Linked DNA regions of Homo sapiens: region 1 is linked to region 2. A link is a loop called in an ENCODE intact Hi-C map of the cell type or tissue named here. Cell type or tissue: heart right ventricle. All regions are shown on one strand. Each heading gives the region's core, and the rest is flanking DNA. Links, peaks and the distances in the headings are about the cores only. Region 1 overlaps FRMPD1 (FERM and PDZ domain containing 1). Region 2 overlaps FRMPD1 (FERM and PDZ domain containing 1).

The links. A loop is a pair of places that touch in the nucleus more often than their neighbours do. Peaks named below come from ENCODE experiments on the same cell type or tissue, not always from the same donor. Only the 100,000 strongest peaks of a DNase experiment are listed, where the experiment ranks them.
Region 1: it touches region 2 in a loop (7-fold over the local background); 4 of 110 quality-filtered maps call a loop at or near these places.

What each region holds. Positions count from the first base shown.
Region 1 is chr9:37,718,542-37,734,005 of GRCh38, reverse strand. FRMPD1 (FERM and PDZ domain containing 1) reads right to left here. Exons shown (of 16, transcript NM_014907.3): 6 at 14,830-14,937; 7 at 9,686-9,781; 8 at 4,153-4,278; 9 at 2,903-3,022; 10 at 1,566-1,702; 11 at 407-533; 12 at 181-276. Among named protein-coding and RNA genes, the nearest start is that of TRMT10B, 28 kb to the left of the region's middle. In heart right ventricle, for the core only: no CTCF peak of the experiment used is centred there; no DNase peak of the experiment used is centred there; H3K27me3 peaks cover 1,188 bases.
Region 2 is chr9:37,667,732-37,683,195 of GRCh38, reverse strand. All of the region lies in intron 1 of FRMPD1 (FERM and PDZ domain containing 1), which reads right to left. Among named protein-coding and RNA genes, the nearest start is that of FRMPD1, 25 kb to the right of the region's middle. In heart right ventricle, for the core only: no CTCF peak of the experiment used is centred there; a DNase peak (open chromatin) is centred at 6,495; H3K27ac peaks cover 859 bases.

The DNA of each region.
Region 1 (15,464 bases), core at 2,319-10,318, 52 kb before region 2:
AGGGGTAGCACCAAGCAAACGCGTGGTAAATATTTTCCAGTGGTGTACTATTTAGTTTACCAGACAAATTCTAGTACATGACAGAGTCCTCAGGAATTTTAGGCTAAAAGACACATTGATTTTCAGAGGATCTCTAAGGTCCCTTACGTGAGTAGGATTTCACAGTTCTCTAATACATACCATTAAAGTAGCATTAAAGATTCTTCCACCATATGTCTTGAGTTCTCCGAGGATCTGTAGATAATTTAAACGTAGCTGGGCAGCAGAAATAAGTTGCTTAATAGAGAAAAAAAAACACTTGAAGTCAGAGTTATTCATTGGTCTAAAATCCAGGCAGTGTTGAAAATGTTTTTCCTAAGGTTTCACAGACGACAGCTGAGTGGGTCGGCAGAGGCACCTTCATTACCTTCTGTCGGGGTTCCAGCAAATTCTGGTTCCTCTTCATGTGGAAGCTAATGGCTTTCTTGATGTCTTTGCCTTTCATGTTTCGGAGTAAAGTTGGAGATATAAAGTTCTCTATTCCCCAGTCTTTCCTGCCATGAGACATTGGAGACAAGGAGGCCCATTTCTACAGGGTACTTGGCTCTAATGAAGAGCATAATTACATTTGATTCAGTACTTAGTGTTCCCATAATACAGCAATTACGAGCCACTTTCTCCTCCTCTCTTTTTCTTTCTCACACACACATACACACACTCTCCACAAAAATCCCCACAGGCATTCAGGAACTAAACCCCATTGATCATTCTGGGAGCTCATTACTCTTGGTGTGGTGTGACCATCTATCAGTCAGAGCAGGAGTTCTGAATCTTTTTCACTACAAAATACATGGCAAATAATGACAGCATACAAGAGAGTACAAGACACTCTCATGGGGCAACGCAGAGCTCCTGTGAATCCCCTAGGCTAAGCTTCAGCATGGTGCCAGCCTAGCAGCTTCAAAATCCCCCAGAAAATTGCTAAAACTACAGATTCTCAGGCCCTGCTGCGAGAGATTGGACTTAGTACATCAGGGGTAGGGCCAAGGATATGCTGTATTTTTAAAAATATGATTCCCCATCTGATTCTGATGCTCAGGCAGGACAGAGCTGAGATCTGGGGAGGGGCTTAGCAAACCTGAGTGATGCTGTCCAGAACAATTCTAAGCTAAGAATCAGAAGGTGCTGGAATCGTAGGACTTGAAACTGCTCTAGTGGAGACATAATGCAATAGGAACTGGTTCATATCCACGGGAAAAATTAACTTCCAAGGCATTCCCACCCCTAGAAAAGCTTAACACTGATGCTGGCAACTGATTTCCCAAGACATCTTCCCAGGAACAGGCAATTTACAAGGGAATCCTGTGACATTCCATCTGGAGTTGGCTTCTGTCCCAGAGAGAGCAGCCAGGTTCAGACATCTGGGGGAGCCAGGTCAGATTAGAGAGGGTGCAGAGGGAAATGGATGGAAAGACAACAGACAGATGGGTAGGTGGGTGACTATCAGCTTTCTGTGGCATCTGGCCCTCCTGGCCAGGGGCCAGCAAGTTATAAATGCAATGCAGCTGCCATCCCCTGCCACTCACTCTATATACTTTAAAGAGATCTTCTGTGGCTGGGCACAGGCGTAGATCCGTTCCTGGATGTGCAGAGCCGCGAGTCGGAGTGCAGAGCTACATTTCATTTCTACAGCAAAGCGCTCCTGGAGCACATCGCTGCAGCTCTAGAAGAGATTAAATAGAGCAGATGGGAAACAAAAGCAGACATACTGTGTCCCCTCGTTCTCTCGGGTGAAAGGCAGCAGGACCAGGAGCTCCGCTTTGAGAGCTGGCTCTGACAGTTCTTGGCTGTGTGACCTTGGTTAAGTTACCAAGACTCTCCAAGCATTTGGTGTCTGGTAAATGAGGATAGTAAAATCTACCTTATGTGGTTTCTGTGAGACTTAAATTAGATAATGCATATGAAAGCAGGTATAAGGCACACAGTGTTATACAAATATAAAGTATTGATGGCGTTGTTATTGCTATTATTATTATTTTCTGCCACCATTTCTGTAAGACTTGGGGCAGTCCAATCCACCTAGTCTGAGTTATCTCATCTGTAAAATGGTGATATCTGCCAAATGATTCTTTTTCTTTTTTTTTTTCTTTTCTGGAGACAGAATCCCGCTCTGTCACCCAGGCTGGAGTGCAGTGGCATGATCTTGGCTCAATGCAAACACCACCTCCAAGGTTCAAGTGATTCTCCTGCCACAGCCTCTCAAGCAGCTGGAACTGTAGGTGTGTGCCACCACGGCTGGCTAATTTTTTGTATTTTTGGTAGAGACGGGGTTTCACCATGTTGGCCAAGCTGTTCTCAAACTCCTGACCTCAAGTGGTCCACCTGCCTCGGCCTCCTAAAATGCTGACATTACAGGCGTGAGCTACCGCACCCGGCTCCAAATGATTATTTTTCATCAGAATAAAAATGGCATCATAACTCTCATCTAAGGAGGTAGAATAGGGGGAGCACCAGGCCACGGATCAAGAACCAGGTTTTGGCTCTGCCACTAAGTGAGTGACCCAGGCAAATCACACGACCTTTCCAAGACTCAGTGTCATCATTCTAAAACGAGGTTTTAAAGCACTAAGGCCCCTTTTGGCAATAAAAACTGTAATTCTAAAGATCCTAAAATGGTATTAGAAAATGTATCATCTACATTGAGGACTGAGCCTGAATTTCATTCTGATATCGCACACCTGCTAAAACAGCAACTCAGTGATGGAAAAGGGAATTCTGAGCGATGATCAGGCCCATTCTCCTTCAGATAAAGAGAATCCCTACCAGGGAGTTGTTTAATGGCCTCGAGCTCACGTTCAAAATCACCCAGTGCACCATCTTTGAGAACAACCACTGTTATTTTAGGAAGCACAGACCCAGTCACCTGCAGATAGAGGTATTCAAAGGCCACGGGGTCTTCTTTCAGGAGGTCCAGGGGGTCCTTGGGAACAAAACAGACCCTGAAGAGGCAGCGGTAGTCATGTGACTCCTCCCTTTCTACCACCTGCGATGGGTAAGGGAGATACTATTAATCTCCTAACTGCCTTTGTCCTTGCAGTCATTCCACAAAACCACTCTATAAAACACAGACAGTGAAAGACAGTTCCCAGAGATTTCAATTCTAGTGCTTCCCAAGACAGCCATAGACCTTTACTCCTAATTTGACTTTCTTTTTCCTGGGTACAAAATGTAAAAGGTTCAAAAGGGCAGCATTTCCCACTCACCTATCTTCCAGTTTCCCTTTCCAGAGGAAACTCCTGTTTTCAGTTTCTTGTGTGCCCCTTCCAGAGACAGTTTATGTATATTCATGCTTCAGTATAAGTCTATTCTTTTATCTTCCACAAATAATAATATAGTATACATACCATTCTACAACTTACTTTATTTCACTTAAACTATCTTAGGGATTTAATGTGATTTTCTTTCCCAATGCAAATGGAATAGAAGTAATTAAAAAGTCTGCAAGCAGTAAACCTTCTAATCGGTGAGTGCATTGGGTAAGAATTCATCTGCAAAGAGGAATGTTCAGGGTGGCTTTTATGAGGTTATGTATTACTCATTTCCAACTGTTAAAATCCTCCTCATCTTTGTAACAGACTCACAAAGATTTGTTGAACTAACCTGTGTTTAGCTTTAAAAAGTTGGTACAACATATTATTGAATGGTTGGGAGATTGAGTGATATAGACCGTTTGGCTGTGTTTACCCTATTCTGCCATCAGGAACCATATCGGGGGTAAGTCCCACAAGAAGGGCTTAGACACAGCAACAAATGCTTCCCTAATGGCTCAAAGGCAGCAGGTGCAAGGGAAGATCATCAGAGCTAGAAGCAAAAGATCAGGGTTCTATCAGCTGTGTTACCTTGAGAAAGTCACCTTACCTCTCTAAGCCTTTGTCTCCACATCTGCAAAATGGGGACCTTAAATCTGTGTCCTGCCTACCTCATACTAGCAGATGAAAATCAGGCTGATTCTTGTCCCATAACCCCCAGGCTGAGTGAGCTCTGTGCCTTCTGGGGCAAGAGAAAGTGCATCAAACCTGCAGATGTGCTGAGCCCTGTCCCCAGAGGTTCTGGCTGAGGTATGCAGCCAGCCCAGCCCATGCCTCCCAGGAACAGGCGGTCAGTCCTCCCTACCTGCTGGATGAGTTCCTCTTCGTGCAGCAGGTGCAGCCGGGAGATGCTGTACTGCTCTTCCAGGGCCAGTGCAAAGTACTCGATACTTCGGATGGACAGCTTCTCCTTCACGGTGAGGATGATGTCCTAGCAGGCACAGAGAGGTGCAGGAGTTACGCAAGAAACAGGAAGGACTTCCCTGGCCTTCCTGCCATTCCTCAGTGCAGCTAGGGAGAGAAAAGCCTGCACTGACATGCCCACTGCTGACTTACGCCAGAGTCTGGTCCCACTCATCAGGCCCCTTACGGCCCTGCAGCCACAGCTCCCCTCTCCTCAAGCTCCATCACCATCCATACAGCCACCCTGTCTTGCTTTACTTGGAAGGCTGAAGCCATCCAGTGGAGGTTTCTGCCTCTCTCCTATGTCCCTAGACTTATTCTCTCTCTAGAGTTCCCAGTCTCTATCTTTTTTTTTTTTTTTTTTTTTTTTTTTGAGAGGGTCTCCCAGGCTGTCACCCAGGCTGGAGTGCAGTGGCGTGATCTTGGCTCACTACAACCCTTGCCTCCTGGGTTCAAGCAATTCTCCTGCTTCAGCCTCTCGAGTAGCTGGGATTATAGGCACATGCCACCATGCCTGGCTAATTTTTGTATTTTTAGTAGAGATGGGGTTTTGGAATGTTGGCCAGGCTGGTCTTGAACTCCTGACCTCAAGTGATCTGCCTGCCTTGGCCTCCAAAAGAGCTGGAATTATAGGCGTTTGCCACCACACACAGCTAGTTTTTTTGTATTTTTAGTACAGACGGGGTTTTGCCACGTTGGCCAGGCTCCCAGTCTGTATCTTTGACTGCTTACTAGACAGAATCCCACCACCCACTCACTATGCAACTGAGTGAAACTTTTTTTTTTTTTTTTTGAGACGGAATCTCGCTCTGTCGCCCAGGCTGGAGTGCAATGCTGTGATCTCAGCTCACTGCAACCGCCGCCACCTGGGTTCAAGCAATTCTCATGTCTCAGCCTCCCAAGTAGCTGGGATTACAGGTGTGCGCCACCACGCCCAGCTAATTTTTGTATTTTTAGTAGAGATGGAGTTTCACCATGTTGGTCATACTGGTCTCGAACTCCCGACCTCAGGTGATCTGCCAGTCTCAGCCTCCCAAAGTGCTGGGATTACAGGAATGAGCCACCACGTCCAGCCACAACTGAGGGACACTTTTGAACCCCAGTCACTTCCTCTCCAAATAGAGGACAATAATGCGTAATTCTGAGAGTGGCTGACAGGACGGAATGGTTGTGAATGCTGCGCTGAGGCATCCTGGTTGCCACGCCACACTCTTCTTGCTCACTAGAGCAGCCCTCTGTGAGGTCTTTGCTGCCTCGAAGCATTCGCACATGCTGTTCCCTCTGCCCAGTATACTTTCCCCATTACTCTTTCCAGGTCTGTTTCTTTCTCTTCCTTCGAGTTTCAGTCCAAATGTCACCTCTTAGAGAGGCTTTCTCTGGCCAGCATACATAATCATCCCTGTTACTCTCTGTCCCAGTGTCCTGTTTATTTCCCTCACCATTATTTAATATTATTTTCTTCAATTAACAGCCATGGTAAAGTTAAGGGAATGGGTTCTAGACCTCCATTCCCAATTCCTAGCTGTAATTGCTTCTTCTCTCTATGCCTCAGTGTTTTCATCTGTAGAATGGGAATAATATTAACACCTATCTCATAGAGTTGTTGTGTACATTGAATTGATTTCCCCATAGAAGGCACTTAGAACAGCACCTGGCAGATGGTAAGTATTCAATGCATGCCAACTGCTAATCTCTGTTTTCTTGCTTATTGTCTTTCACCCCACTAGATGTTAAACTCTCTGAGGATGTGGGCCTTGCCTGTGCTGTGCTCTGTTATGCAGTATATCCAGTGCTTGGCACATAATAGATGCACACAAACTTTCACTTGGTGAGTAAACAGAAATCATAAATGTCCTGCCAGAACCTCAAACGCAGTAAGTCTCGCACCATCAGGTGCTCCTCCCTCCTCATGACTCCTGATTCGGAGCCCTCTCTCCACTTGTTCATCACCCCCCATAACTACCCAGTGACTAGTCCTGAAGGGTCCATTTCCTCCCTCCTCATGACTCCTGATTCGGAGCCCTCTCTCCACTTGTTCATCACCCCCCATAACTACCCAGTGACTAGTCCTGAAGGGTCCATTTGCTTCTGCAGCTCCACACCATTAACTGAGTGCTGCCTGTGTGCCTGGCATTGTGCTGGCCCCAATGGAAAGCCTGTCTCTTGACTCTGTCCCTTCTTCTCCATTCTCCCATGTCTACCTCAGCTTGGGCTCATGCATTTCTTGGCTTTGTAGAGGGATGTCCTGTGAACCCTCCTGCCACCCATCTGTTCTCCAACTTGCACATAGAGCAAAGGTTGGCAAACTGTAGCCTGTGGAGCAAATCCAGCCCACTGCCTGTTTTTGTAATTAAGGTTTTATGGGAATATAGCCATGCGCATTTGCTACAATGGCAGAGTTGAATAACTATGACAGAGACCCTGTGGCCTGCAAAACCTAAAATACTCACTATGTGGCCCTTTACAGAAGGTTTGCTGACTCTTGATCTAGAGGAATTTGTCTAAGCCTTGTACTGGGCATGCTCTCCCTTGCTCAAGAACGTTCAGTGGCTCTTGATGGCTCACTGGCCAAAATCCAAACTCCTTAGCTTAATATTCAAGACTCTCAAGGTATCAGGTGCCAACCCACTTCTCCCACTTTATCTTCTGCTGCTTATCCCAATGCACTCTGCCCACAAGCCCCACACACTTGTCAAACTTGCCCATTTCTGGATCTTTGTTGGTGTTGTTCGCCGTGCCCGGATGTTGCCTTCACACATCACTCTTGGCCCACTCCAGTCAAAAGCCAATCTATCTTTCTAAGTCCACCATACATGCTACCACTCCACTCCCCCAGAGGCCTTTATTTGGCACCCAGCTGGAAGCTTGCTCTCCCCTGAGCCTGTACCACACGGCTTCTGTCCCGCTTTCATGGTCTTAAGCACACCGGTACCTCGTTTCATTGTGAGTTGTCCCCAGATCTCATCTCCTCACCCTAGCCCCACCCCAAGACTTCAGGCTTCCTAAGAGTATAACCCTGGGTAATTTATTTATTTATTTATTTATATTTATTTTTTTGAGATGGAGTTTCGCTCTCATCGCCCAGGCTGGAGTGCAGTGGCATGGTCTCGGCTCACTGCAACCTCTGCCTCCCAGGTTCAAGCAATTCTCCTGCCTCAGCCTCCCAAGTAGCTGGGACTACAGGCTTGCACCACCATGCCTGGCTAATTTTTGTATTATTAGTAGAGACAGGGTTTTACCATGTTGGCCAGGCTGGTCTCAAACTCCTGACCTCAGTTGATCCACCCACTTCGGCCTCCTAAACTGCTGGGATTACAGGCATGAGCCACTGCACCCGGCCCCTGGGTAATTTATTGCCAAGTTGTTGGTGATATAGAAATGCCTGGCACACAAAAAGTGTCAATAAATGTTTACTGGGTCAAATGACATATTCTTTTTCTTGGTTTAGAGAAAGAGGGTTTTCTAATACAAGAACTTTTCTTCCCTTAGTGAGGGAAAGGGGAAGAGAAGTCACTGATGAGTGGACAGTAATTTTTCCTTTTTTCACTCATAAGATTTATTTATGTCCACCTTTCTCTGTGTCGTAAACAGCTAAAGACTTTGCTTTAAAAAATTTGGCTATTACAGATAAATAAGATTAACCAGTATTATACTGGCTAAGTCCTTGTTCATTTCCCCAACTCTCTCTGTCATCTTAAGTTTAATTCCCCTGTAATGTGGGCCTTTATTGTAAACTACCTCAAAGTCCTTTTGGCCACCAAAGGGGGACTTGCTTTAAAAAAAATCAACCCTTCTATTCCAATCCACTTTGAGCAAAGATGATGAAAGTAGAACTCTTGTCTAATCCATTTGCAAAGCTTCCCTTTTCTGCAGAATGGCAGAGTGACAAGATTCCAGCACAGGATTCAAAAACAGACCAAGTTCAAAGCCAGTTATGAGCTAGCTGATCTTGACAGCTTTTGGGCCTCTTGGGCCTGTTTTCTCTTCTGCAAAGTGGGGATAACACTAGTTACTTCACAAGGTTGCTAGGGCATTAAATGAGATCGTATACAAGAAAGTGCCCAGGAAGCGTGCCTGGCATGTAGTAAACACTTAAAGTCTATTCCTCCATTGCTTCCTCCTCTGGGCTTGGAGTTCCCCAGGTTCAGAAAGCCCTTCTCCAGCTTCTTCTAACTCACATTTAGGAAGAAATAGAATAGAGCATTTGGAGCAGCTGTAGGAATTGCCAAATGAAGGTGCCAGAGAGAAGCACTGGATGTGTGCGTACAGGTGTATGTACATTGTACATATGTGTGCATGCATATGCATGTGTGTGAATGTACTGTGCAGATGTGTGTGTGCATGTGTGTCTTGGCTACTGTTTGTCCCCTATAGCTGCATTGGCCCTCCTGAACCTGCTCTCCCCTTGTACCAGAAGAGCTGGGCTCAATGTTTCCTCTTACATGGTTTTTACTGTTTGAACAACTTTGCTTCTTCACTGCGGCCTCACTCTAACACTATTTACTCCCTTGTTCAAGAACTGCTAGCACCATACGATATTATCTATGGATAAAACTCAAGCTCTATTGTTGCCTGGCATTTGAGGCCCTCCACAGCCACTCCTTCCACAAGAAAACAGCCTGTGCCCCAGTCCTGCTGGATGGTTTGCTATTTCCTGGGCAATTGCCATTTTTCTGGCTCTCTGCATTAGTTCACGTGACTCTCTGATTGATATGTACCCTACCCTCAACTGCCCTGTCCCTACTGGCCCTTGTTGAAATCTTAGTTATCCTCCAAAGCTCAGCGCAGGTCCAGCTTCTTTCCCATGCCTTGTCTGAAGTCTGGACAGGCTGGAAGAGATGGTACTCTTCCCCTTGCACTTGGCCCTTATTTCATCCTGCCTTGGACAATCAAGCATTCCCTGAACGTCCACCGTCCCTCAACTAGACTGCAAGCTCCTGAAGATCGAGACCACCCCTGACTAAGCTCAGTAACCCCTCTCAGATCATCTCATATGGGGAAACTTGTGAAGTATAAGTTCAATTGACTTTAACCAAGAACAGAATAGGCAGCGCCTGGGCCTTTCCTGACATCTCACCTGGGTTTTCGTAGTGTTTGGCGTAGCAGGTAGAGTCACAGACAAATGGCAGGGAAGCCTGGTGGTTATGGGTGAAGGCTTAGGAGTTCTAATCTGACCTTTGGGCAAGTCACTTCATCTCTCTAAGTCCCGATTCCCACCCCTTAACCCCCACCCAGTTACGATGGTGGTAAAAAGACCATCTTTCTGGGTGGTCGTGCAACGAAATGAGATAACATGGCACCTGGCTTATTATTACAGGGGCTCAGACCACGGTGTTTGTGAGACCACCAAGGCAGATGCAGGGCAAGATGCCTGGGGGGTCCTAGCAGCCAGAACATTCTTCTTGGGAAAAGAAGTTCAAGTTTATTCTTAATACCTTCACGGTTGTGTTTGCCTCAAACTTGAAAGCTTTGGTCTGTCCATTCTCCAAGTATAGCTTGAGCACGTTGGGCATACACAGCAGAGAATTACCCTGGAAAACACAAGAGTATTGTTGTATCCCTGTCTTTTTTTATTCCTTCTGGAGACAGGGTCTCTCTCTGTCACCCAGGCTGGAGAACAGTGGTACGATCTCGGCTCACTCAACCTCTGACTCCCAGGTTCAAGCGACTCTCCCACCTCAGCCTGCCAAATAGCTGGGATTACAGGCACCTGCCACCACGACTGGCTTTTATTTTTTTTTATTTTTTTTATTTTTTTTGACAGAGTCTCACTCTGTCACCCAGGCTGGAGTGCAGTGGTGCAATCTTGGCTCACTGCAACTTCCACCTCCTGGGTTCAAGCAAATTCTCCTGTCTCAGCCTCCCGAGTAGCTGAGACTACAGGCACACACCACCATGCCCAGCTAATTTTTGTATTTTTTTTTTAGTAGAGATGGGGTTTCACCATGTTGGCCAGGCTGGTCTTGAACTCCTGACCTCAGGTGATCCACCCGCCTCAGCCTCCCAAAGTGCTGGGATTACAGGCCTAAGCCACTGTGCCCAGCCTAATTTTTGTATTTTTAGTAGAGACAGGGTTTCACCATGTTGGCCAGCTGGTCTCGAACCCCTGGCCTCAAGTGATCCGCCTGACTTGGCCTCCCAAAATACTAGGATTATAGGCGTGAGCCACCATGCCTGGCCTGTTGTATCCCAGTCACAGCTTTCCTGCCCCTGGGTATGACAAATCCTTGGCTGTCTGGACCTGCCTGGTTTGGAGAGTAGGATCCTCCCTAACCTCCTCACCATGTCAGGGGTTCTTTCTTGGCACTTGGGAATTTCTTCAATGCACAGGCATGCTTTGTCAAGGGATACCCATGAGGACTGTTAGATACGACAAACGGTGGAGAAGAGTGAGCCCTTCTACGAGCGTACTGATAGCACTGCGCGAGCCTGTGCAATGTCTCATGACCATCAGCTCACGTTTTACTGCTGGCTGTACCCTTATGGGAGGCAATTTGGCAAGCCAGATGACCAGCATGCACACTGTTCAACATGGGCCTTTCAGAGATTCTTAGACTCTACCTTGTAGGATTGGGGTGGGATGGAGAGGGTAGGGAAGCCTCTCCTACCCTCATTTTATTGCTGCATTCCCTGTAATGAAATATCACCAAAGGGCAGAGGGATGCTCTCCACTACATTCACCCCAATTATCACCCTAGATGCATGAGGTCCCCTAAGGGACTCTGCCACTCTCGTAGGGCTATTTGGGGAAAAGGCACAGGACTGGTCTGTGTTGGGTGGCCCCATGCCAGCTAGAACTCCTGGGATGGAGCAGGAGAGGGTTTTGGAGAATCTCCCAGCTCTCGTAAGAATATACCTAATGCTAAATGACGAGTTAATAGGTGCAGCACACCAGCATGGCACATGTATACATATGTAACTAACCTGCACATTGTGCACATGTACCCTAAAACTTAAAGTATAATAATAATAAAAGAAAAAAAGAAAAAAAAAAGAAGTGATTCTGAGTGTTTGGTTGCAAATACAAAGGGCCCGTGGGGCTGGTGTCCTCCAGAAGCACAGAGAAATTTTAGAGTTCCCAAGATTTGAGCTAGAATTGCCCCCCTGCACTCATCTCTATAAAGAGTTTGGGTATAAAGCCTACACATGGTGAAACCTTGTCTCTACTAAAAATGCAAAAATTAGCCGGGCGTGGTGGCACACACCCATAGTCCCAGCTACACTGGAGGCTGAGACAGAAGAATTGCTTGAACCTGGAAGGCGGAGGTTGCAGTGAGCCGAGATCACACCACTGCACTCCAGCCAGGGCGACAGGAGCAAAACTCCATCTTAAACAAACAAACAAACAACTTCCAGTTTTTTCAGATGAGAATATTGAATCTTCTAAATATAAAGGTGTTTGTATCTTCTAAGCAAGACTCACAATCATCTCTCTCTTTTTTTTTTTTTGACAGAGTCTCACCCTGTTGCTCAGGCTGGAGTGCAGTGGCACAGTCTCGGTTCACTGCAGCCTCTGTCTCCTGGGTCTATAACTTATTTTAAAAAACCACAGTATTTTTATGGAGGAAAAAGGAAGATGTTCATATTCCAGTGCCATTTCACACTACATCAGGATGAGGGATTTCAGACCGCTTACTCTGCTGCCATCTTACTTCTCTGGCTCTGAGTGTTTACAAATCTTAATTTTGGGGTTTCCCAGTGGGAAATTTTTTCCTTAGTACTTTCTTTGTGATTTAAAAGGTTTACAAAGAATATATTCATAGCAACATTACATAACTACCACCACTTACTTTTCCCTAAGGCTTTTTCCAATTTTTATCTATATCTGTAAATAGTTTTTAGAGAGCTGCAATAATTTAATATGCATGACTCTATGTTTATTTTCTACCCAATATGCATTTCATATACAATTTTTAGGTGGGCTTAATGTTCATAATTTTAATGGATTTATAATATTCTATTGAGTTGAAATATCAGAACTGATTTCACAATTCCTCTGCCCTAGACAATTGAGCATGTTTTTCCATTTTGGGAGCTATTTAAAATGTTGATACTATAGATATCTTTAAATATATGGATTTTCACATTTAAATTATTGTATAGACTAACAGGAATGCAATCTCTGGGTCATTTTTTATAGCAGTCATTAAATTTTGTTTTTTTTCCACTCAAAAAAGTTTAAGCCAATTTATAAAGCCATCAGTAGTGCATGACTATAATTACTTTCTCAGCATCAGGGCTTACATTTTTTCTCTATTTGTGCTCATTTGCTAAGTATAAAGTTTTACTTTTTAATATTTTTTCTTTGTATTTGTTTAACTGTGAGCAAAGTCAAACATATTTCAAATGTTGGTTTACTATCTCAGATCCTTCTTAATACAGTGATTGTGTATCTAAGGCAGTCTTATCATGTTCCAAGGGGAAAAGTTTAACAGCCAATTTTATCATCTTTGAAACACTTGAAAGGATGAATAGACAGGTCACAGGGATGAACTCTTACTTGTTTTGCTATCTCTGCCTTATGTGGCTGATGCAGACTCCCAAAGATTCCCCGAGGTGCCCCAACCTTCCAAGTCTTCCTGGAGACACCTTTTTAGAACCCTGTTCCTTTAAACTCCCCAACCAAAACTCTGAGCCAGTTCTGTAGCCAGTTCAGGTGAAAGTTGTTCTTATCTGGTCCCCTCAGCATAGACAGCAGTGAATGGGAGGTCATGGCCATTTTTACAAATCAACCAGGTGACCCTGTCCACACCTGTCGTGCCTTTATTCTGTCCCTGTCCTGCTAGCTGGTTCTCACCCTCACTACTCATCACTGTGCATGACTCTTGAAATGAAGAGTCATGTGTTGAATCGAAACTTAATTTTTTTTTGAGACGAAGTCTCACTCTGTCGCCAGGCTGAAGCGCAGTGGCGCAATCTCGGCTCACTGCAACCTCCGCCTCCCGGGTTCAAGTGATTCTCCTGCCTCAGCCTCCCAAGTAGCTGGGATTACAGGCACGCACAACCATGCCCAGCTAATTTTTGTATTTTTAGTAGAGATGTGGTTTCACCACGTTGGCCAGGATAGTCTCGATCTCTTTTTTTTTTGAGATGGAGTCTGGCTTTGTCGCCCAGGCTCGAGTGCAGTGGCGCGATCTCGGCTCACTGCAAGCTCCACCTCCTGGGTTCACGCCATTCTCCTGCCTCAGCCTCCCAAGTAGCTGGGACTACATACAGGTGCCCACCACCACGCCCGGCTAATTTTTTGTATTTTTTAATAGAGATGGGGTTTCGCCATGTTAGCCAGGATGGTCTCGATCTTCTGACCTTGTGATCTGCCCGCCTCGGCCTCCCAGAGTGCTGGGATTACAGGCGTGAGCCACCGCCCCCGGCCGGTCTTGATCTCTTGACCTCGAGATCTGCCTGCCTCAGCCTCCCCAAATGCTGGGATTACAGGCGTGAGCCACCGCGCCCAGCAGAATCTAAACTTAATTTTCTAAAGAGACTCAATCCAATTTCACAAACATGACTCAAATATTGCCAACTGACAGGTGTTTTCTAAGTCATGCATTAGGCCTCCCACTGGCCCCTTCCTGAACAAGTCCACCTTTCTCACTCAAGTCTATCTAAAGGTGTGCTCTATTAAGTAGCAGGGCAGGTAGAAAATAAGGGCTCTGTAGATGTGGACCATGTCACCTGGATCCTTTGTTAAAATGGCCTTAGCCCCCACCCCCTGTGACTCCCCCGGCCTTTGCTGGTCTCTATGGTGAGAAGACCAGAAAAGGACAAGTTTCAACTTTGAAGTTTCAAAGTCTAATATTAAGAAATTCAGAATGGCAATAGTTATAGACTACTGGGGGAAAATGTATAAATTATGAATAAATGAGCCTTTTATCCAACACTCCACATTAAAATCAAACTCTAGCCAACATTTTCCCTTTACAAATTTGTCTTCTGAACCCCCAACCCTGGGTCCCTCCATATCAAAAAGGACTAGACAGCACGTCATAGTGAAAAACCAAAGAACCAAAGTCACATGGACCTGGGCTCCTGCATTTTCTCACCATGTGATCTTAGAGGTTAAGTCTCTTAATCTCTCTAGGCCTCTGCTTCCTCTTTTGTTAAAACACCTCCCTTGCAGGGTATTGTGATGTCTAAGGACTGTACACACAAAGTTTAGGTCACATAATAGAGGTTCAATAGATGATGGACTCTTAAAACTAAAAAGCAATCCCATCACCACCGGCACCATTATCAATAGATCACCCTCAGAGAGGATAATAAATTTGAAGATGCATAACGAGAAATTAACTATTGGAATTTGTCGAAATTTCATGGGCAGAAGAATGGAGTCACAGAACAATAGAGGGCCAAACCCAGTGCTCTTCTTCCCAGTCCCCACCCATGGCCCAGAGCTCCCACCAGCAATCCCAGTCCAGGGTCTGCAGGCATCTGACTGGGAGGGCGCACAAAGCCTCTTGCAAACACACTGCACTTCCTCTGCACCCTCTGTGCTGTGGAATTCCAGAGGTTCAGGGAGTTATGTGCCAGAAGGCAGCTCGCCAGCTTCATAATTTCAATCCCTTGACTAGTGACACACCTGGCTGTGTCCACTGATGAGCACTTCTTCAGCAAAGTGCACCTTCACGGGGTTGGTCTTCAGTCTGGCTCTCTTCTCCTCGGTCAGGAAGGACGATTTAGGGACTCCCTGAAAAACAGTAACATGATGCATTTTGGAACAGTGCTTTCATAAAAGCCAGGTATATCTATCTTCTCATTTCTTAAAAACAGAAACTTTGATAGCTGTTGCAGATTCAATTTAAACCCACAGGAAAGGATGATATCCCATTATAGGTATTTTCATAAAATCTAGGGATCCCAAGCCAGATAATGTTCTCGTGTACCTGAGAATAGTTGGACATTCAACATGGTAGCAAAATAGCTGTGATACGATGAAGACAAAGAGTTCTGGCCTGTGAATGGGACTATCTGAATTCCAACTCATGTTTTACTGCTCAATAGTTGTGAGAACTATCTCAAACTCAAATTCTTATGAAAGAAAACCAGGTACGTGTGTAAAGCACAACAAAATAACTGTGTGACTTTGGTCCAGTCCTTGCCGCTCTCTGGCCTTCAGAGTCTTCCCATCTACACAATATAGGAGTTAGACGGGGTTCCCTGAAACTCTGACCCTTATGACTTACCCTTGGCTCCACTTCGCTCTTATCTTTTGGA
Region 2 (15,464 bases), core at 3,036-11,035:
CCTTGAAAGCATTATGCTAAGTGAAAGAAGCCAGATACAAAAGGCTACATGATTTCATATAAATGTCAGATTCCATTTATATGAAATGACCAGAACGGGTAAATGTATAGAGATAGAAAATTGATTAGTGGTTGCGAAGGCAGTGGGGGAGGGAAATGGGAACTGACTGCTAATGGGTAAGAGATGTCTTTTTAAGGTGATAAAAGTGTCCTAGAATTAGACAGTGGTGATAGCTGCACAATTTTGTGAATATTCTAAAAACCACTAATCGTATAATTTAAAGGGTCAATTTGATGGTATGTGAATTGTATCTTAATTTTAAAAAGAAAAGAAAAAATGTTTATTTCTGGTGCCCAGCTTCACCCTTCTGTCCTCCTTTCCTTGACAGTAAGTAATAACCCCAACTCTGTAAGGAATCTGTTTTTCTCACCTTTCCACCATTTTTTCTTAGTAAAACCCTATAAGCATTAGAAGCACCTGGAAGACTGGTTAAAGCATGGATGTCTGAGCCACAGAGTTTCTGGTTCAGGAGGTCTAGGGTAGGGCCCAAGAATTTGCATTTCTAACCTCCCTCCAGATAAAACCTAGGGAATGCTGAAAAGAGCACTGAACTAGATATTAGGAGACCTGGTTTCCTTCCTGGCTTTGCCTTTAATTAATCCTAGAATTGCACAAGTTGTCAAGCCTCTGGTTAACCCTTTATCTTAACATTGCATTTTTCTAAGTATCTGCCAATTGTAAAATTGTATTATCTTGTCACTTAAGTCTTCCAGGGATCCCCATCCCTAAAATCCAACATCTTCCTGGATGTCCAACTCTATCTCCCACTATTGCCCCCAAAACACTGCTCTCTTGATCAATTTGGGGAAGGAGGGAAACTAACATTTTCACCTGTAGATTTCATTCACTCCTCATGACAACCCCACATAGTGGGAATCCATAACTCCATTTGGAAGACAAGACATTGAGGCTTGGAGAGGTTAAAAAACTTCCTCAAACTGGCCAAGGGGAACCCAAGGCCCATTCTTCTCCTGTCAAGTAATTCTCTGTTCCAAAGCTTCTCTGCCTCTCAAAAAAAGCCCCTAGGTAGCCCTTCTTGTGTCTTTGTTCTGATCTCTCCCACTTTCTAGGACTTATTCAAATCCTATGTAACTGTCAACACTTAGCTCAAACCCACCACATTTAGGACGAGTTCCTGGCCACCCGCCTACCATGTTTCACCAGGTTCCCCAATCACAGAGCTGCTGTGTAGTCTTGCTCTTCCATACAGCCTGTGATCATCTCCTTTATGCTCTTGTCTTGTGTTTTCTAACTTCGTATGGATTCAGGTCTTGTTTTCTGTCCCTCAGATTGTAAACTCCTTGAGGGTAGGGGAGAAAAGTACCCTGTTTCTTTACAATCCTTGCAGAGCCTAGCAGAATGCCTTCAGCTCAATCGAGATTTGTTGAATTAATAATGGCAAGTTACAGATGTCTGAAATGCTATGCTAAGATGAGAACCCCAGAACAATAAGCAGCTATAACTATGGAACCTTCTAAGCCCAAAGGAAAAGTTATTGGCAGATATTTTAGGGAAGTTCACATTACATTTCCAATGTCAATCATTTGATGTTGCCTTGGTTCATTACCGTGATCATAGCTTAGTGAGTGATAATGGGCTCACACATCTGCATGAATTTCTTAAAAAGAATTCAGATTGCTATGACACTTTATCAGGAAAATGACATTCTTAGAAAGGAAGGAAGGGGGACTTATCTATTAGACCACATGATTATTCCTCAAAGTGCAGTTACAACCAGGACCCCAGGAAGGAGTTTCAAACCTCTCTTCCCTACTCAGGGATCTCAGTCAAGTCTTTCACAGTAACACAGGCCCTGATATTTTAACCTCACACGTCATTTCACCTGTGGCCATAAGAAGCTGAGATAAAGCCAATTGTTTATTTTCTTTTTTCTTTTCTTTCTTTCTTTTTTTTTTTTTTTTTGAGACAGAGTCTGGCTTTGTCTCCCAGGCTGGAGTGCAGTGGCCCCATCTTGGCTCACTGAAGCCTCTGCCTCCTGGGTTCAAGTGATTCTCTCACCTCAGCCTCCAGGGTAGCGGGGATTACAGGCACGTGCCACCACGCCTGGCTAGTTTTCTTATATTTTTAGTAGAGACAGGGGTCTTGCTATGTTGCCCCAGCTGGTCTCGAACTCCTGGCCTCCAGTGATCTACCTGCCTTGGCTTCCCAAAGTGCTGGGATTACAGGCATGAGCCACTGTGCCCAGCCCAAATTGTTTCTTTTCATTTCTTATTTTGGGATGGCACTACATATCATTCTTCTTCCTCCTCCATCTTCCCTTCCCTCCTTTAAGTCTCTCTCTCCAACAGGAACCCCTCCCCTCTTTTTATTATAGAAAAGGGCATTGAATACCTGAAAGGCGGTTTATCATGGACCAGAGAAAAAACAATGCTCACAGCTGGTTCTCTAGGTTCTCTGAGCCTTTCATTCACGTCAAGAAGTTCTGGCTGCCTGCATCCTCTGCCATCTCACCTTGCCTTGCACACCAGATGAAAAGGAGATGCAGGAGGTGGGAAAGCACCCTGGACCCCCATCACCCCAGGGTGGCATTCCCCAAATGATGGTTGACCTCAAACTGCCCTCCTGACTTTTGCCATGTCAACAAACTGCCAGACCACCACACCTGCAAAACATGGTCTGCGTAAAACAGATTCTATAATACAGTGCCTCTCGTTTTAGCTTCATCCTAGACAACAGTATTCATTCAACCACAGGTTTGATCATGCTGGATATGTTTTTTTCTTGGTGCACATTAAAATAAATATATAGCAATTTAAACGAAAAGCACTCATTCACATATCCACTAAGATAGTCTTGAGTGTCGTGTGGTACAAAGACAAGCCTTCGGGAACACTAGTTCAGGGCATCGTCATGCCCCTCACATTTCCCATCTGCCTAACAGGATTAGACATCTCTTAGAAAGGGCTTAGCCTCTTATCTAGCTCAGTACAGATGGTCTCTGCATGGCCCTTCGAGAGCTACAGGGTGGCAACAGGAACAGGCAGATCTAATAGGGATCCAGGCTGTGCCTTTCTCTTGCTAGGGATCTGAGGGGATGGGGACCCAGGCCACTCCTAGTAGAAGACTGGAAGTTGGTCACACAAGTCATCCACTTTACCAGATAAACAGTATCCCTAGAAAGGGTGTGGGAAAGGGCTGAAACGAACACCAATGCCAACACTGGTGGTGTTGATGTGATCTGTAAGGCCTCACATCACCATGTCTGTCTTACTGCTTACCCTCAAGCAGCCTCAGTGATGGATGGCAAATGACACTGCTGAGTCAGCTGCGGCTGCTGAACCCCTTGTCTCCACCCTGGTGCAGGGAAAGAGCACTGTGCAGGGAGACAGGAGACCAGCAATCAGGTTCCTGCTCTGCTCCCAACTGGACATGTGACCCAAGTCACATCCCTTCCCTCCGTGTCTGTTTTCCTACCTGTAAAGGTAAGAGTTACATATGGATAAAATTTGAAAATACTGTGCTTCCTGAAAGGAGCCAGTCACAAAAGACCACATATTCTATGATCCCATTCATATGAAAGTCCAGTAGGGAACTCTGTAGAGACAGAAAAGAGATTAGCGGTTGCTTAGGGTTGGGGAAACAGGGCATGGAGGAGTGATAGTGAAAGAGTAAAAGACTTCTTTTAGAGGAGATGAAAATGTTCTCAAGTTGACTATGCTGATGTTAGTACATATCTGTGAATATACCAAAACTTCTGAATTGTATGCTTTGAATGAGTAAATTGCATGGTATATGAATTATATCTCAATAAAGGTGTTTTACAAAAACAAATGCCATAAAAGGAGAAAAAGAAAAGTGATGGGGTTAGAAACATGACCTCAAAGCCCTTTCAAATCAGAAGTTTCTGACTCTCTTTAAGCAAACTACAGTTCCCCAAATGCTTCTGGCCACCAGACTTATCAGTTTTGGGCAGACTGCTGCTCTCTCAAAAGATGTTTGTCACCCAACAAACATCTGGCCCTATGCCAATGTCTGTGGGGAGCAAGAAGATGCAACCACAGTGTCTGCCCACCAGGAGCTCCAACACACAGTAGATGGCAAGACCATGAGAGAGGGCTGCATGGAGGGGAGGGGCTCAGAAGAAGGGGGATCACCTCTAGGTCAGGGGAGCACCGAGATTAGAGGCTTCTCCATGCCAGAAGCACCTGTGCTGGGCCCTAAAAGGCTGATGAGGACCACAGGGCCTGAGTAGCCTACTTGGAAAAGCTAAGGGCCCAGGCCAAGTGCAGTCTATCTGGGGCTATTCTGGGCCCTGCCCTGACTTGGGAGGCTCACACAGAACATTAGGTTCCTGGAAAGTGTTTTGATGGCAGAGGTGCAGCTGACTCTGCAGTGACTCCAGGTCTTGCGATACCTTCACTTCCTTCATTTATTCTATAGATATTTATTCAGTATCCTCTATGTGCCTGGCACTGTTCTAGGTCTTGGGAGTCATTAGGAGCAAAAAAGACAAAAATCACTACTCTTGTGGAGCTTACATTCTAATACAGGTTCTCACTAGACAAGAAACAATGAACAAAAAAGGAAATTAAGACTGTTAGAAAGTGGTAAGTACGCCGGGTGTGGTGGCTCGTGCCTGTAATCCCAGCACTTTGGGAGGCTGAGGTAGGTGGATCACTTGAGATCAGGAGTTTGAGACCAGCTTGGCCAACAGGGTGAAACCCCATCTCTACTAAAAATACAAAAATTAGCCAGACGTGATGGCACATGCCTGTAATCCCAGCTACTTGGGAGGCTGAGGAAGGAGAATCACTTGAACCTGGGAGGTGGAGGTTGCAGTGAGCCGAGATTGCACCACTGCACTCCAGCCTGGGCAACAGATTGAGACTCCATCTAAAAAAAAAAAAAAAAAAAAAAAAAAAAGTGGTAAGTACTAGAGGGGAAAAGAGATAGAATCAGCATCGATGCCTTGAAGCTGGAGGTCATGGGTAGGCAGAATTTTATTCACTCTGAGATCTCCCACACATATCTCCAGAGAGCTCTAGGGTTCTGCCCTTTCTTTCCAATTCTCTGAGTCAAATCTCCAGCCAAGGGCTTAGCCACGACACATCTGGACAAATGTCACCATGGGTCCTGTTTCCATTTCTTCCTCTCTGAATCAATGCTAATATCCACAGATTCAAGAAACACTCAATGATCATCAACAATTTGCCAAGTACAGGGGCTGTGGGGGACACTGAGATAAGCAGGCACAATTCTCACCCTCAAGGAGCCTGCATTTCACCAGGGAAGTCAGACACATACACACCTAATCAGAATTCAAAGCAAAAGAAAGGAAGTGATCTGCTAGCAATGTGAGCAAAGGTTGCAAGGTTTTTGAACCATGGTCTGTAGTTTTCAAAGCACTCTCATGGGCAGATGATCTTGTTTGGTGGTCACGTCATGGTATTCCTCCTTCCAAGCTTTCACAGTGCACTACTGGACTCACAGTTCTTCCCCAGTGACCTTTCATGTCAACAGCACAGGCCTTATCATGTCCTAGTTCCAACCCCGACTCTCACTAACCTTGTGCTAACCTTGCATCCTTGGACAAGTTCCCTTAGCCTCCCTGAGCCTGTACTGTCATCTGTGAAATGGGGCTGACTTCACCTGCCCCACAGTAAATTAGATAATATATGTGAAGTTCTACCAGAATGCATGGCACAAAGAAAGTCCTCAATGACAGCAGCTATGATGTTATTCTTCATTTCAGAAGGTTAGACTCCCAGAGTTCTAGCCCATATGAAGCTGCTTGCCACCCTGGTGGGCTGAGATTTGACTCCACATTTCTGTGTCTGGGTAAGGAAGGCAGGATTACAAACCTATCATACTAATAAACAGTAACAACCACCACCACAGCACAAGCAACCAAGAATGGCTTGCAGGGCTGGGCCCAGGACATGCCTCGCAGAACTCTTGCCCATGACTATGACATCAAGGCTCTGTCCTGACTTTGAGGTTCCTTCCCTGAAAGTCCTCACCCTTTTCATAGACTTGTTGCTGGCCATGGGTTTGCGGGCCCCTAGACTCTGCATTTTTCAATTCCAGTCCCTGGACTCTAGACTCTACTTTACAGGTCTGCAGCCATCTCAAATTAAGGGATTTGGTCCAAAAGTAAATGCAATTCGTTCCATTAGATCCTCTTTCCTCTGGGATCTGTGCTGAGTGTGGTAGAGGAGATCAAGATTAAGCAGACACAGCCCTTGCCCTTTGGGTGTTCATCGTGTTATAGAGAAGACAAGCCACATAGAAAACTCCTAACCAATATAAGGCAGAGAGTGGGGCCCATAAGAACGGGCTGTCTAAAATGCTATAGGGAGTCTAGGAAGAGCTCCTGCCAACAGCAGGGCAGTGTGTGTCTCGCTCATCTCTGCATGGGGCTTAGGAACGGCTGATTGCTGTCAGGCGGCCAAGAATGCCAGATGCCGCCTGCCAATCAGAACCCTATGCAAGGGTTCAGGCCAACGGGCCACTCTGGCTGTCTTAATTAAGCCCTAATTAAGCATTCTATCCGGAAACCTCTTCTCCCTCCTGTAGGGCTGCCCAGTTTACAGCAAACAATTCAGGGAGCCGGGTCAGCTGTTAGGAGGTGGCAGCCAGTAGGAGTGGCACCAACAGCTGTGAATGAATGCCAACTCGATTCAGAGATCGCCGAAAACCGCAGGACCCAGGAACTCAGAAATTCAGCCCTAATTAAGCATTCTGCCCTCTGTCCCTAACCTCAGTAGAGAAGTGTCCAGTTTGAGTCACCCCACTTTAAAAGTACATAGAGATGATCAGGGCTGGGAGTTCTGCCTAAGGAAAACAGGAAAACACTATGCAGCAAGATGCTCCCCGAGACACGAGCTCTAGGAACGAAAAACAGAACTGGCCACAGAAGCATGCTTACTGCATGTCTTCTTCCTTGAATTTCCAAAAAATGAGAACCAGAAACCATGTAACATTCCAGAAAAAGCCTTTTCTGGATTTAATGTGAGTATAAACCACAGGCCATAAAGCCATATCTATGCTCTGGGTACAACTGTAAAAGTGATGCGGAGCGCAGACAGGCGAGAACACAAAACAAGCTTGATCTGATGGATGCTGGGTTTAGGCAGCCAATTCTTTTTGTTTCTATTTTAATTCCCATTGTTACTGTTTGTGCAGCAATGATACCTCTTTTAAGGATTAGAGAGATGATCTCTCAGAAGAGAATCAAAGCTTTACAGGTTGAAGCAAAGGTTCTCCAGGGAGTGGCAACAGGACAGGTGAACACACACCAGTTCGAGCAGCAGCAGGTGCACACCTCGTTTTGCCCTGGCACTGCGCCCTGTGTGGCTCTCAGCAAGTCTCTTCTTCTAATACCTCCATTTCCATCTCTAGATCTAGAAGGATTCTAAGGCCCCTGCCACCTCCAAGTTCATAATTCTGACTGGTGGAGAGGTCAGATCAGAGGTCTAATCTATTCTCTCATGTGCAGGCACTCACCAGCCCATGCTGGGACACACCTGTGGCACCTACATCATGAGCACCATTAAACACCCTACTCTCCCCACTTCCCAAGCCCAGAACCCAGGCATCCACCTGAGAGTCTTTGTACCCTCCCCCCATATCCAACCACTTTCCAACTCCTGTAAATGTGACCTCCTTAACAATCTCTCAAGTTTCCACTTCTTTCTATCCCCACCACCATCACACACATTCAGGCCACCATGATTTGTATTTTTTTTTTTTTTTTTAGACAGTCTCACTCTGTCACCCAGGCTGGAGTGCAGTGGCACGATCTCGCCTCTCCGCAACCTCCATCTCCCAGTTTCAACCGATTCTTGTGCCTCAGCCACCCGAGTAGCTGGATTACTGGTGTGCGCCACCACTCCGATTCATTTTTATATTTTTAGTGGAGATGGAGTTTCACCATGTTGGCCAAGCTGGTCTCAAACTCCTGACTTAGAGTGATCCAACCACCTCAGCCTCCCAAAGTGCTGAGATTACAGGCATGAGTCACCGTGCCCCACCATGATCTCTTCCTTACGTGGATCATTGTAGCACCCGGTCTCCCTGCCTTCAGTCTTGCTCCTCTTCCAATCTATTCCACACACCACAGAGTAATCTTTCTCAAAGATGAAAGTTTGACCTTGTCACTTTCCTGTATACAACTCTATAATGTCACCCCATAACTTTTAGGATCATTTTTTAGGGCCCATGGTGTGAATTCTAAAGCCAGACCTCTTGGGCTCTGATATGGTTTGGTTTGGCTGGGTCCTCGTTTAGATCTCAACTTGAATGTATCTCCCAGAATTCCCACATGTTCTGGGAGGGACCCAGGGAGAGGCAACTGAATCATAGGGGCTAGTCTTTCCTGTGCTATTCTCATGATAGTGAATAAGTCTCACAAGATCTGATGGGTTTATCAGGGGTTTCCACTTTTGCTTCTTCCTCATTTGCTCTTGCCGCCACCAGGTAAGAAGTGCCTTTCGCCTCCCACTGTGATTCTGAGGCCTCACTAGCCATGTGGAACTGTAAGTCCAATTAAACCTCTTTTTCTTCCGAGTCTCAGGTATGTCTTTATCAGCAGCATGAAAACAGACTAATACAGTAAATTGGTACCAGTAGAGTGGGGTGTTGCTGAAAAGATACCCCAAAATGTGGAAGCGACTTTAGAACTGGGTAACAGGCAGAGGTTGAAACAGTTTGGAGGGCTCAGAAGAAGGCAGGAAAATGTGGGAAAGTTCGGAACCTCCTAGAGACTTGTTGAATGGCTTTGACTGAAATGCTGATAGCAATATAAACAATAAGGTCCAGGCTGAGGTGGTCTCAGACGGAGATGAGGAACTTATCGAGAACTGGAACAAAGGTGACTCTTGTTATGTTTTAGCAAAGAGACTGGCAGCATTTTGCCCCTGCCCTAGAGATTTGTGGAACTCTGAACTTGAGAGGGATGATCTAGGTTATCTGGCAGAAGAAATTTTTAAGCAGCAAAGCATTCAAAATGTGACTTGGGTGCTGTCAAAGGCATTCCGTTTTAAAAGGGAAACAGAGTATAAAAGTTCAGAAAATTTGCTGCCTGATGATGCAATAGAAAAGAAAAACCCATTTTCTGGGAGAAATTCAAGCCAGCTTCAGAAATCTGCATAAGTAGCAAGGAGCCTAATGTTAATCCCCAAGACAATAGGGAAAATGTCTCCAGGCCATGTCAGAGACCTTCATGGCAGCACCTTCCATCACAGGCACAGAGGCTCAGGAGGAAAAAGTGGTTTCATAGGCCAGGCACAGGGTGCCCCTGCTGTGTGCAGCCTAGGGACTTGGTGCCCTGTGTCCCAGCTGCTCCAGCCATGGCTGAAAGGGGCCAATGTACAGCTTGGGCTGTGGCTTCAGAGGGTGGAAACCCCAAACCTTGCCAGCTTCCACGTGGTGTTGAGACTGCAGGTGCACAGAAGTCAAGAATTGAGGTTTGGGAACCTTTGCCTAGATTTCAGAAGATGTATGGAAATGCCTGGATGCCCAGGCAAAAGTTTGCTGCAGGGGTGGGGCCCTCATGGAGAACTTCTGCTAGGGTAGTGCGGAAGGGAAATGTGGGGTGGGAGCCCCCATACACAGTCCCTACTGGGGCACTGCCTACTGGAGCTGTGAGAAGAGGGCCAACATCCTCCAGACCCCAGAATGGTAGATCCACCAACAGCTTGCACCAGGAGCCTAGAAAAGCCGCAGACACTCAACGCCAGCCCATGAAAGCAGCTGGGAGGGAGGCTGTACCCTGCAAAGCCACAGGGGCGGAGCTGCCCAAGACCACGGGAACCCACCTCTTGCATCAGCTTGACCTGCATGTGAGATGTGGAGTCAAAGGAGATCATTTTGGAGCTTTAAAATTTGACTGCTCCACTGGATTTTGGACTTGCATGGGCCCTGTAACACCTTTGTTTTGGCCAATTTCTCCCATTTGGAATGGCTGTGTTTACCCAATACATGTACCCCCATTGTATCTAGGAAGTAACTAGCTTACTTTTGATTTTAAAGGCTCATAGGCAGAAGGGACTTGCCTTGTCTCAGATGAGACTTTGGATTGTGGACTTCTGGGTTAATGTTGAAATGAATTAAGACTTTGGGGAACTATTGGGAAGGCATGATTGGTTTTGAAATGTGAGGATATGAGATTTGGAGGGGCCAAGGGCAGAATGATATGGTTTGGCTGTGTCCCCATTCAAATCTCAACTTGAATTGTATCTCCCAGAATTCCCACATGTTCTGGGAGGGACCTAGAGGGAGGTAATTTAATCACGGGGCTGGTCTTTCCTATGCTAGTCTCATGATAGTAAATAAGTCTCATGAGATCTGATGGGTTTATTGGGGGCTTCCACTTTTGCTTCCTCCTTATTTTCTCTTGGTTCTTGCCTCCTGCCATGATTCTGAGGCCTCCCCAGCCTGTGGAACTGTAAGTCCAATTAAACCTCTTTTTCTTCCCAGTCTCGGGTATGTCTTTATCAGCAGGGTGAAAACAGACTAATACAGGCTCATATCTCAGCCATGCCACTTGCTAGATCTGTGACTATGGGCAGGTTACTTCACAGTTTTGTGCTTTGGTTTTCCCACTTATAAGATGCCAGTAACAACAGTACCTACCTCATAAGGTTGTTGTGAGAATTAATGAGGTAATGCATGGAAACAGCTTACAACAGTACCAGGCATTTGATAAGCCCTTCGTAAGTGGTACCTGCTGTTATTATTTACAGGACTTCAAGGACCTACCTGTGCAGGCCCCACTCCCCCTCTCAAGCCTCTTCACTTTCCTCTGTCTTACTGCTCTCCACTTCCCAGGAGGTTCCAGACCTAGTGGATCTCTTCCTTTTTTGTTCATGGCACGGAGCCTCTGCATGTGCTGTTTCATTGCCAGGTACACCCTTCCTGCTGCTGGCTTCTCCAACTGACTTTTTAAATAGGTTTATTGAGATATGATTCACATAGCATACAATTTACCAATTTAAAGTACACAAGTCAATGGTTTTTAGTATATTCATGGAGCTGTGCAACCATCACCACAATCCATTTTGAAGCATTTTCATCACTCCAAAAAGAAAGAAACCTCATACTCATTAGCAGTCCATTTCCCCCCAGTTGTCTCCCCGCAAGCTTAGGCTAACTAACCTACCCCAATTGTTTTGTTTGTTTGCTTGTTGTTTTTTGTTGTTGTTGTTTTGAGATGGAGTCTTGCTCTGTCACCCAGGCTGGAGTGCAGTGGCACGATCTCAGATCACTGCAACCTCTGCCTCCCAGGTTCAAGCGATTCTCCTTCCTCAGCCTCCTGAGTAGCTGGGATTACAGATGCCCACCACCACGCCCGGCTAACTTTTGTATTTTTAGTAGAGATGGGGTTTCATCACGTTGACCAAGTTGGTCTCAAACTCCTGACCTCAGGTGTTCCACCCGCCTCGGCCTCCCAAATTGCTGAGATTACAGGAGTGAGTCACTGTGCCAGCCCCCAATTAGTTTTCAGGTCTCAGTTTATATCCCACTTGTTAAGTTTTCTCTGACCTCTACTCGGGGTCGGTGCTTTCACAGTACCCAGTATTTTCCCTCTCTCAGACTATATTTGACTATTTACTTGTATATATCCCCTGCTAGAATATAAGTTCCACATTGAGCAGGGCCGTGGTTGTCTGATTCACCATGATTTTTCAGTGCCTAATAGATGTTCACTAAATACTCATTGAATGACTAAAATCAATGGTGCTAACTAGCCAAAGCCAAGGCCCTATAAAGAGAGCCCTACTGAAAAAAACAACGGTAACAGAGCCTTCTCTATACTACAAATACTAGAAGTCATAACATATTTAAATATTCATGACATTCAAGTTTCCTACAACTATTCCCATTAGAGCCACCACTGAAATAAGGCAGATCCTTGCAAAATGAGTTTGATTTAGGCACTTTAACAAAGTAAGTCCTTGAGTGAGAGGGAAAACAGCTCTGGAGGCTGAGTAGGAAAAGGCAAGAAAGAGCCTTTAGGTGTTCAATAGCCTTTAGGTGTTCAATACTTGTAGATTTTATGTGATCTAGCATTACCAGGTTATTACTGGATAAAATGAATATGAACACATTTTGTTTAAAAGAAAATGTTCAAAAGAAAAGAAGGAAGAAAGAAGTTAGTTCTGGAAGTTTCCTATAAAGCCATTCTGATAAGTGATTCTTATTTTCCTGCAGATTCCCCATTATAACGTTACAGCTGCATTCCCCAGACAATAAACTATGCCCTGGATGCTTATTTCAAAATCCAACGATCACCAGAAGAAAGGCAATTACCTCCCAATTAAACATTAAGACAATTTTTCAATCTATCAACAAACTGCTGCAAAGCAGTTACAAAATAAAAACAACGAAAGTCTCCCTCTCACATACTTCAGTCTACTTCACATGCTGATGGCAGATTAACTTTACTGAAAGCACAGCTTGGTCATACCTCCCCCTTATTCAAAACCCTTCAATGACTCCCCATTGCCTTCAGGATAAAGAACAAACTCCTAAGTGAGTATTTGAAGATCCTTCTCCATTTGACACTGACCTAGTTACATGGCCTCATTTCTTTCTAATCATCTTCACATAACCCCCATCCTAACAAATTGCACTGAGCCTCCCGCCATGCTTTGATCTTTTTGCACCTTTGCCTAGAATGTTATTTACCCACGCCCAAACTCTCAATGTCAAATTCCACCTCCTTTTAAGCTTCGTCTAAATGCTGCTGTCTTCATGAAGTCCTCCCTGCTGTCCTCCTCCCTCATACATGCTTTCTACCATCTCTAGGCTTCCACAACCATTTTACTAAAGATGATTCTCCTGTATTTATCACTGGCTAGCTTGGATTATAGTTATTTTTGAACATGTTCTCTACCTCCTGATAAACTCGAATACGTCTCCCCCAGCACTTAACATGAGCCATGCAAATACAAGGTACAAAAAATCTGCAGAATGAATGAATAAAATAACAAATAAATGATAGAAAACCCAGTATAATACAGTTAGACACAGTCTAATTTATCAGTGTGCTTAGAGAAGTAGCAAGTTTTAAACGCAGAAAACATACCTCAGTGGTTGAGACGTTTTTTTCTACCTGCAAACCTGTTTCTGTTCAAATCCCCTATTTACTTTCTTTTTTCTTTTCTTTTTTTTTTTTTGAGAGAGAGTTTTGCTCTTGTTGCCCAGGCTGGAGTGCAATGGCGTGATCTCAGCTCACCACAACCTCCGCCTCCCGGGTTCAAGCGATTCTCCTGCCTCAGCCTCCCGAGTAGCTGGGATTACAGGCATGCGCCACCATGCCCGGCTAATTTTGTATTTTTAGTAGAGTTGGGGTTTCTCCATGTTGGTCAGGCTGGTCTCCAACTCCCGACCCCAGGTGATCCACCCGCCTCGGCCTCCCAAAGTGCTGGAATTACAGGAGTCAGCCACCACGTGCCCAGCCTATTTACTTTCATTTTTGGCCCACCTATCTTTCACTCCTGCTAGGTGTGTGTGTATAGTAGTAATGCAGAGAAGCAGAAAAAGGGAATCATTATTCAAAGCTAGCAGCAGCAACAGAGAAACTCTCTCTTCGGTAAAGAAAACTCAGAATCCATAAAAGAAAAAGAAACAAAGTGAGTCACTGCCCTGGGTGTCAAACACATGGAGAGGATGACTTAAGCCATGGCAGGCAATGGTTCTGTAACTTCACTGCCTATCAGATCACCTGGAGGACTTGTTAAAACACAGGTTGCTGGGCCCCACCCGCAGAGTTTCCCTAGGTCTGGGGCGGGGCTGAGAGTTCGTATTTCTCACAGGCTCTCGGAGAATACAGGTGGGGACCATACTTGAAGAATCCTCAATGCAGACCATCAAAGGAATCAAGCAAGTCAAGGTCAAGGGATCAGCTGTGGTATATGGCATAGGCATTTCTAAAACTAGAAGATTCATTTTAATTAAGACATACGGAAAAGTTAAATTAGGTAGTGATTTTTTTCCCCTTCTCACTCACTTGTAATTCAGAGGCTAAATTCCACAGAGCTGACCAGAGAGGCATGGACAAGGAAGTTAGGGGACCTGGATCCAAGTCCTGATTCTGTCACTAGTTAGCTGTGTAACCAAAGATTGCTCATTATCCTCTCAGGACATCATTGCACCATCTGAAACAGGGATTTATTCAACGTGAAAGTCTCTAGCCTGGGGTCTCACATCCTATGATCCCCCAATTTTGAAAACCTGTTGGCAAGTTAGTTCCAAAAGTATTTAATGATTATCTTATTTATATATAAAATGATTAAGGATGCTGCCTTTTGAAAACACAAAACAAATGTGAGAAATAATTACCAGTTAAATTTGAGAAGAACCCATAATAAATAAATTGCGATTATGAACACTGAAAGAATCTTAATCAAACAGGTTTCATAAAGGATAAGTGCTCAAGAACAAATATACCGTGGAAACAGGTTTTTTTTAAGATATGGAGAAGGTATCACAATTGAGAAGAACCAAAACAGCCCCCTTTCCAAGAACAGTCTAGAGAAAGCAGCACACGTTACAGAATGAGCAAACACCAACTCACCAGTGGCACAGAGCTGAAGGGACTCTTCCTCGGAAAGAAATCCACACCTCTTCCCCCTGCTGGCAGCTCCCCTCCATCCCAGGACACTGCTCCCGGGCCTCCCAGCACACAGCTATTTTTAAAGATAAAAGGCCACATTCCCAACATTGCGGCCACAAGAATGTGAATATCAAATGACCTTCCCATAGCTCATCGATAAGCCCAAGTAAAACCGACTGCCAGGCCATGTGGGCAAAGTTGGGTGGTATCTCTGTGGCACGGGCCCCCTCCTCACAGGAGCATGACCCTCCTCATCTGCGGATACTGGGCAGCTGCAGCTATGCCTGTCAACATGTCTGGCTTCTCTCCTTTCAGCACGACAGGCACAGGAGTCCTGCAGATGGCATTCTCATCCTCAAGACCTCAACCACTTGAGCCAGTCGAGAGAGGAAACCCTAGAGGTCCTTGATTGGCAAACTGGCTTCCTCTGTGCCAAGGGCAACACAGAAGATGACACCCAAGGTCTCATGATGCATCCATTTTATAGTTGTAGAGTTTATTCTGTGCCACATAATACTTGGTCTCCTGCTAGTTCTGCCCAGTTGTGTTCAGTTAAAGTTAATAGCAATGGCATTAGCTCACTAAGCCTCACAGCATCCCAGGGAGGTAGGTCACCCCTAAGCACATTATCCCCCCTTAACAGATGGGGAAATGACGCCACAGGAAGATTAAATAACTTGCCCAGCCTCACACAGCCTGCCACAGGTAGAGCAGGAGATGATCTCAGCCCTCATGCCGGCTCATGGACAAAGAATACTCTGGATAAAGCCCTTTGCAATTTTAGGATCCCATGAAGTGTGGGTGGTTTGCATTACAGAGGTTG